2 separate regions of the Homo sapiens genome follow, and region 2 is linked to region 1. The links are chromatin contacts, found by Hi-C or POLR2A ChIA-PET in ENCODE. All regions are on one chromosome and are shown on one strand. Each heading gives the region's core, a stretch centred on a gene start or an enhancer-like site at or near the end of the contact. The rest is flanking DNA. Distances are from core to core; before and after follow the strand shown. Region 1 holds the start of MAP3K10 (mitogen-activated protein kinase kinase kinase 10). Region 2 overlaps PLD3 (phospholipase D family member 3).

The links. A loop is a pair of places that touch in the nucleus more often than their neighbours do. ChIA-PET counts read pairs that join two places held with the same protein, here RNA polymerase II (POLR2A). Pooled maps may share reads with other maps.
Region 2: a pooled map shows a loop between it and region 1 (3-fold over the local background). The contact joins the enhancer-like site here to the promoter of MAP3K10 in region 1. A Hi-C loop is called at or near these places in 2 of 50 pooled maps. POLR2A ChIA-PET finds 5 or more read pairs at or near these places in 5 of 52 experiments (HepG2, WTC11, activated CD4-positive, alpha-beta T cell and 2 more).

The regions. Positions count from the first base shown.
Region 1 is chr19:40,189,800-40,193,764 of GRCh38, reverse strand. It overlaps MAP3K10 (mitogen-activated protein kinase kinase kinase 10), which reads right to left and starts at 2,339. Exons shown (of 10, transcript NM_002446.4): 1 at 1,052-2,339. The coding sequence starts at 1,733. RefSeq lists silencers at 1,642-1,941, 2,212-2,711 and an enhancer at 2,872-3,111.
Region 2 is chr19:40,363,896-40,367,860 of GRCh38, reverse strand. It overlaps PLD3 (phospholipase D family member 3), which reads right to left. Exons shown (of 13, transcript NM_012268.4): 2 at 1,931-2,143; 3 at 1,351-1,442; 4 at 1,177-1,251; 5 at 946-1,088; 6 at 1-165. The coding sequence starts at 1,377. Among named protein-coding and RNA genes, the nearest start is that of MIR6796, 4.0 kb to the left of the region's middle. Within about 2 kb of position 2,105, at least 11 of the 41 ENCODE cell types and tissues checked have a DNase peak (open chromatin) inside an H3K27ac peak, as active enhancers do.

The sequences.
Region 1 (3,965 bases), core at 1,090-3,589:
GGAAGAATGAACAAATGAATGAAGAAATGAAAGGGAGTGAGATGGGGCACAGCACGAATGGGAGAGCCAGGAATGTAAGATTTTTTTTTTCTTGCTGTATCCCTGGGACAGGGTCTGGCACACAGCACTCTGGAAATATCTGTGGAATGAATGAATGAAATTGCTAGCCTGTGAGTACTGTCAGGGCAGAAACCATGGCTGTCTTACTCCCAGCTGGGCTCCTGCTTAATAGGTGCTCAATTAATACTTGTTGACACCACATGAAGCTCTTCCATCTAGAAATGAGTCTTGCAGAATGTTCCCTTCTACCTGGCTCCATTATTTATTCAACCAACCAATCAACTTTGGAGAACCTATCAGGCAGCCTGGAAGCTTTTATATAAGCCACATCAATTTAATTCCTCCCTCATCTTTTCCAGTTTGCCTTGGCCAGCTCGGCCTATGAAGACTCCAGGAAATGGTTCTCAACTGGGGGTGATTCTGCCCCCCAGGGGACATTTGCAATGCCTGGAGACACTTTTGGTTGTCATAGCTGGGGAGAGGGGGCAGGGAATGCTAATGACATCTAGTGGGAAGAGGCTAAAGATGCCGCTAAGCAACTCACAATTTACAGGACAGCCCCTACAACAATGATCTGGCCTCAAGTGCCAATAGTGCTGGGGTTGAGAGACACTGACTCCAGACGGGGTAGGCTCTTTTTGTCTCTGCCTGGTGGACTCTGGCAGCATGGCTGGATGGCAAGCACCTTGAAGGCAGGCACTGCATCTGTCCTGTTCATGCAGGGAACGCAGGTGTTCATGGATACATGTTTACTGAGCGATTGTGACTCTGCAGCCTGGGAGGCAGGTAAGTCCTTCAACCTTTCTGAGCCTCCTTTTTCTCCCTTAAGGCAGGCAAGGCCTACCTCACCTTCACCCTGAAGGTATCATACTGCTGCCCCTTCTCACTCCAGGCACAGTGTCATCTGGTGTCCCTCACCCTGTTTCCCACCACCTAGGCCTGGCCTTGAGAGGTTCTGTGGAAGGAATTTTGGGGAGAGGACACCACTTACTGTTGATGGACTTGAGGTCCCGGTGGATGATGGGCACAGGGGCATCATTGTGTAGGTAGTTCATGCCCCGGGCCACCTGCACAGCCCAGTTGACCAGCACGTGAGGTGGCACCCGGCGACCTGCCAGCACCCTGCTCAGTGCACCACCCCGGGCATACTCCATCACTAGGCAGAGGTGTGGGGGGTTGAGGCAGGCGCCCCTAAGGGCAATTATGTTGGGGTGCTGCAGGGCTCCAAAGAGCCGGGCTTCCTGGCACACCTGCTCCGCTGTCACTGCCGGGTCCTTCTCAGGGTCCAGCCGGGCGGCCTTGACTGCCACCTCCTCGCCACGCCACAGGGCCCGATAGACCTTGCCAAAGCCCCCCACACCGATGATCTCCTCTAGCTGCAGCTCGTGGAAGGGGATCTCCTGGGGCAGCTGGAGGCCCGCGGGTGCAGCGGGGGCGCCGGGGGCCACGTAGTTGCTGGGGAAGACGCCCACGCGGCCGCTGGGGAGCTGCCCGGTCCACCAGCCCTCGTCGCCGGACACCGCACAGTCTTGGGAAAGCACCTGGACGCGATCGCCCCTCCGCAGGGTCAGCTCCTCGTCGCCCGCCGCCTCGTAGTCGAACACCGCGGTCCAGACGGGCCCCGCGGGGGTCGTGCCCCACTCCTTGGCCACCGCCCCCTCCTCCTCCTCCATGGGGGAGGGGCCGGGGGCTGCGGGAGGCCGCTTCACACAGGCTGCCCGCGGGATGCAGAGGGCGGGCCCCGGCGGCCGGGATGGAGGGCAGTCCCTGCGGGGTCTAGGGAGCTCCTGAGGGCCATGGCTGGGGCGCCCTCCGCAGGAGCAAGAAAAAAAACCCTTTCAAAGGGCAGGCTCGTCCCTTCCGATTTGGCTGTACGGGCGGGGCGGGGCGGGGTGGGAGTGGGGCGGCAGGTTCACCCGTGCCCCCCAAACGGCAGAGGGCTAAGAGGGCCTGGCCGCGCGGCTCTCGAATGCCCGCCGGGGTCCGCCGGTGGGGGACGAGGGCGAGGGCGGCAGGCAGTCCCCGTTCCCCGCGCCGCTCACCCCGCGCAGCTCCACCGGCGGCCCCCGGCTCCGCATCCCGGGCCACGACTGCCGGGCCGGGCGGGGGTGGCGGGGCCCCTGGGGCGGCCGCCCCGGGCCGGGGTGGCGCGCCCCTCGGCCTCCTCACGCGCGGGGCAGCCGGGCGGCCCCCATCCTTGGCACCGGCCTCCCGGTCGGCCCCAGCCCCTGCCCCCCGCCCGTGCTGCTTCCCCGGGCCACCGGCGGGGCCCGAGTGACGTGTGGGCGCCGCCGCCGCGGTGCCTCCTGGGAGTTGTAGTCTCCGGCCGTGCGGCCTCGGGGCCCGGCTCTCAGCGCCCTCCAGCAGAGCCCCGCGGCCAGCCTCGGGCCGCAATGGACATGACACCCCACGAAGCCGAAGGAGTCCTCCCGGGGAGATGAGCCCGGCCTCGGCCCCTCCTTCGGACGCGGCGTAGCGGGCGCCCGGGGCGGGGGGAAGCGCTCCTCACAGACCCTGTGGGGGCCGCGGCCCAGGATGGGTTGGACTGCAACGGACGCGATTAGCAACGCGAAAAATAGGAGCTGCGTGCATGACTGTGACTGCCCGGAGCCGCGAACGCAGCCTGGACCTTATCCCTGAGGCAGGACGGCCCCTCGGACCCCCCGACCGAGATGTACGCTGGGAACTGTAGTCCGCGCGGGGACCTGGCGCTGCAGGGGGCGGCCCCCAAACAGCGGGCTGCGGGCGTCGGCGGGTGGTTGGAGCAAGTTAGGGGTCGGGCCGGTGGCGGGACTCTGCGGGGAAGATGGGGCTGGGAGGATGTGTTTAGTGTCCCTGGGGATGTCACAGCCACGTCTGCTTTCCCCACCAGCTCTGGGTTCCTCTGCTGAAGTCAGAACTCCTGCTCTTGAGAATCCCCGATTCCTATTTTATAGGAGTTTCAATTTCGGGGAGCTTAATGTGCATGTTGTATTCAGTGCTTTGTACACGTGGTATCGTTAAGTCTTCACAAAGAGCCCCATTTTACAGATGACTCATAGAGAAGTGAAGTCATTTGTGCAAGGCTACAGAGCTATAAATGGCAAAGCAAAAATGAAAGGCAGTTTTAAAAATTAACAACCAGGCCGGGCGCGGTGGCTCACGCCTGTAATCTCAGCGCTATGGGAGGCCAAGGCGGGCGGATCACGAGGCCAGGAGTTCGTGACCAGCCTGGCCAGCATGGTGAAACCCCCGTCTCTACTATTTAAAAAAAAAAAAAAAAATTAGCCGGGCGTGGTGGTGTGCGCCTGTAATCTATCCCAGCTACTCGGGAGGCTGAGGCAGGAGAATCGCTTGAACCTGGGAGGTGGAGGTTGCAGTGAGCCAAGATCACGCCACAGCACTCCAGCCTGGACGACAGGGCAAGACTCCGTCTCAAAATAAATAAATAAATAAATAACCATCGCCACGATTAACAAAAACAACAACAACAAAAAAAAAAACAACAAAAAACAAACAAACAAAAAACCCACTGCCTTTCTATTTAAAGAATGAGGAAAGTAGGTCCCGCAGAGGTTCAGTGACTTCTTCAAGATCTCTAAGCTTGTAAGAGGCAAAATTCTGGGTCTTTTTACTTGGCCTCTCCTGAGTGGTATGGGGTCTAGAGGGAGGAGAGAAGAAGAGGAAATAAGAGGGACTCTAGTGCCCAAACTCCAGAGAACTGCCCCTCAGGGTCCTTGGGGAATTGTTCCATTGTCAGAGGGAAGTGGGTTACCTGGTCTCCTGGCTACCTAGCAGGGACACTCGGAGCATATCAAAAATGCTTGTTGGAAGAGAGAGCCCCAGCTTCATTCTGAGTATAAGTGTTTCTGCTATAACCTGCTATATGCATTCTTAAAAAACCTTCAGTTCTTCAAAACGGTGCA
Region 2 (3,965 bases), core at 856-3,355, 170 kb before region 1:
TGCGTGTGGGTGTCATTGTTGGTGAGGGTCCAGTAGAAGGAGGCGATGTCCAGGCTGCTGTGCGCACCGGCGAGCAGGCCCAGCCAGGCCTGGCTGGTGGAAGGGTTCCCCGTGGAGGCATTGGGGAAGTCCAGGCCCTCAGGAATGCTTTCCACCAGCACTGCTCTGGGGGGTGGGGGATGCTATCAGCCATACGGTGCCGGAGAGCAAGGGCTGGGAGGTGAGTGCTCAGCTGTCCGTCCATGGGTGTGTTGGATAGACTGTATTTTTTTTTTTTTAGAGACAGAGTCTTGCCCTGTCCCCCAGGCTGGAAGCGCAGTGGCGCCATCTCAGCTCACTGCAGCCTCGAACCCCTGGGCTCAAGCGATCCTCCCGCCTCAACCTCTTGAGTAGCTGGGACTACAGGTGTGCACCAGTATGCCTGGTTACTTTTTTTACTTTTAGTAGAGATGGAGCCGCACTACATTGCCCAGGCTGGTCTGGAACTCCTGGGCTCAAGCAATCCTCCCGCCTCAGCCCCGCAAAGTGTTGCAATTACAGGCGTGAGCCACCAAGCCCAGCTAAACTGTATTTGAGTTTTTCTTTTCTTTTAAAAAAAATTTTTTAAAACTGTGTGTATTTGAATGCGTGCCTGGACTCATGATCCTCTGCGTGTCTGTCTAGAGGTGTGGAAGGAAGGTCGTGTATTGAGATGTGTGTGTGGGTCCACAGATGTGGGTGGAAGATGCTGTGTCTGTTCACAGGCCTGACAGAAGATGACGCTGTGGCTGCCATAGAAACTATGTGTGTGGAGGAGGAGGGGGCGGGCGAGCACTTGGGAGCCTGCAACCTCCTCACTTGTCGCAAGCGCTGGGTAGGGCTGAGTGCAGGCCCTGTTTAGTGTGTGCTTAAGTGTACCTGGTCTGGCAGGCCCCTCCCCCACCAACTGCAGCACCCCCCACTTACTCGCAAGGGTCATAGCAGGGGGCTGGGCGCTGGTTGGGCCCAAAGAGATGCAAGTCGCCGTATTCCCATAGAAACAGCTGAGTCATCAGGGCTCCGAAGCCCACAACCGCCAGAATGAGGACCAGCAGGACCCAGCGGGCTTTCTGTGGGGAGGAGGAGGTGGTCAGCCAGCCCGAGGGGGGCAGCCCAGCCTGTCTCTGAGACAGAGCGAGGGTGGCGGAGGGCTCCTACCTTTTCCGCAGCCTTCCACGCCTCAATCTCATTCATGGGCAGCTCATTGGCGGGCTCCTCTGCAGGCACCTTCAGCTGGGGATGGGGACAACAACGGGGGTGACAGGTGGCTCTTGGGAACCCCCACCCCCACTGTACCCAGTTCCACCCTGCTGAGCCCCCCAATCCACCTACCTCCTGGTACATCAGTTTAGGCTTCATCTTCCCTCAAGGCTGGGGGATACGCAGAGCCCAGGTGAGAAGGTGGGTGTGTCAGGGTCTCCAAACTGGCAGAACAAAAGTGGGCACTGTGTGGGGTGTTCTACGCTTTCCAGGGACAGACATCACAGAAGAGTGATTAGTCTTGGGGCTATTCATAATCATGGGGGCCACTGGCACACTGCCCACCACCCCAAAAAGAGGAAGCTGGTCACTGGTCAGCAGGATTTCGAAATCCCTCAAAATCCAACGCTCTGCTGCCTGCTCTTCACTCTGCAGTGCCCACCCTGCCCCCATCAGCACCCACGCAGCTCCCCTCTAGCAGCCCCCTTCTCCCTCCTCCAACCTGTAGACACCCCAAGAAAGGCAGCGCTGGATGAGGTCAGCGGAGCCCCAGGTCTTTGTGCCTGGCTTTTCTCAGCCCTGGGACAGGGGGTATATTCTAGGTGGCTCCTCCGCCCTCAGGTGCCCCCACACCACACAGCTCAGCCAGGGATCATCGGGGCCTCCCTGCCACCCCGCTGCCCATCCCCCCAGCCAGCCTCCCCCCACCTACCCCTGAGGGGCCTCGGCCTCGCTCTCAGGCGTCTGCAGCTACCTCCGGTGGGCCCCAGCTTCTGTCTGGACAGGCTGAACGAGGGTGGGAGGAGGGGGCGGGGCCTGTGGGAGCTCCGCCCACTGCAGCGGGGAGTCTGCGCAGTGCGTGCCCCAGTCCGGGCTCACCGCAGCGAGAAGCGGGGCTCGGCTCCCCAGACACGGTCGCTCCAGCCTGGCCGGGTTGGGGGGTAGTACATGGCTGGTGGATGGGCTTTGCTACATTCCACCCTAGAGTCCCCGTGTAGGGCAGGGAGGCCACAGGTAAAGAACAAAAGGAACCTCACGTCTTTTCTCATTTACAAACCTTGTGAATTTGTGTACCATGGACATGCATTACCTAGTCAAAAATAAATACATAAATGAAATTAATAAAACGCTTATAAAATGAAACGGAGAGATCATGGTTGAATAACAGAATGAAGAAAGGTAGCGATAAAGTCAACAGAAGACAGTTCACAGCATGAGATGGGAAGAAAAGGTCAGAGGAGATGGTGAATTTTCTGTTGGAGTCTATTTAGATTTTGGTATTTGATTTTTTAAAAAAAGCCAGCTGATATTTTGGTAGGGATTTAAAAAAATTTATTTTCCGATCCACCCCATCCCATATCTCCCAAGAGGGATTTAAGGCCCCGGCTGGAGAAATACACTGGAGACCCCTTTCCTCTCTCATCCCTCCTCTCCTAATTGACAGAGGGTGGCACCTCTTTTCACGGCAGGGTGGCACCTCTCTCAATGAGACAGGGACACCCTCTTCCCTCAAGCTCCCCCAAACACACATGGCAGGAAGTCAAGAGATAACTGCAGAAAAGGAGTATTACTGAGAGAAGCAACAGGGCAGAAGTGGTTGTCTTCAAGGGAGTGGGATTTTGGGGTAGGTCAAGATTGCTTTTTATTGTAAGCCTATTTTCTTTTCTTTTCTTTTCTTTTTTTAGTGCCAGAGTTCTGTTCCCTAGGCTGGAGTGCAGCAGCATGATCATAGCTCACTGCGGCCTCAACTTCCCAGGCTCAAGCAATCCTCCTGCCTCAGCCTCCCAAGCAGCTGGGACTACAGGCACGTGCCACCATGCCCAGCTGCTTTTTTTTTTTTTTTTGGAGACGCAGTCTCGCTCTGTCTCTCCCACGCTGGAGTGCAGTGGCGCCATCTCGGCTCACTGCAACCTCCACCTCCCTGGTTCGAGCAATTCGCCCACCTCAGCTTCCCGAGTAGCTGGGACTACAGGCGCCCGCCACCATGCCCGGCTAATTTTTTTTTTGTATTTTTTAGTAGAGATGGGGTTTCACCATGTTAGCCAGGATGGTCTCGATCTCCTGACCTCGTGATCCGCCCGTCTAGGCCCCCAAAAGTGCTGGGATTACAGGCATGAGCCACCGCGCCCAGCCGCAGCTAATTTTTTTTTTTTTAATTTTGTATAGACGGGGTCTTGCTTATTGCCCAGGCTGAACTCCTGGACTCAAGTGATCCTCCTACCTTGGCCTCCCAAAGTTCTGAGATTACAGGCATGAGCCACCACATCTGGCCCCTATTTTCTTTTTTCTGAGACGGAGTTTCGCTCTTTTGCCCAGGCTGGAGTGCAGTGGCACAATCTTGGTTCACTGCAACCTCCGCCTTGTGGTTTCAAGCGATTCTCCTGCCTCAGCCTCCCGAGTAGCTGGGATTACAGGCGCCTGCCACCACGACCAGCTAATTTTTGTATTTTTAGTAGAGACAGGGTTTCACCAAGTTGGCCAGGCTGGTCTCGAACTCCTGACCTCGTGATCCGCCTGCCTTGGCCTCCCAAAGTGCTGGGATTACAGGCATGAGCCACTGTGCCCAGCCTATTTTCTTTTTTAAAATTGTGAAACATAAGCTATTTTCAGAGAAGTATAGAAAATATCTCGGTGTAGGTTGAGAAATAATTATAAAGCAAACACAGGCGTCACCAGTTTCATTACCTTTTAAAAAATCAGGGGCGCGCATTACTCTTTTTTGAAAAAGAAGAAAAAGAAAACTCTCA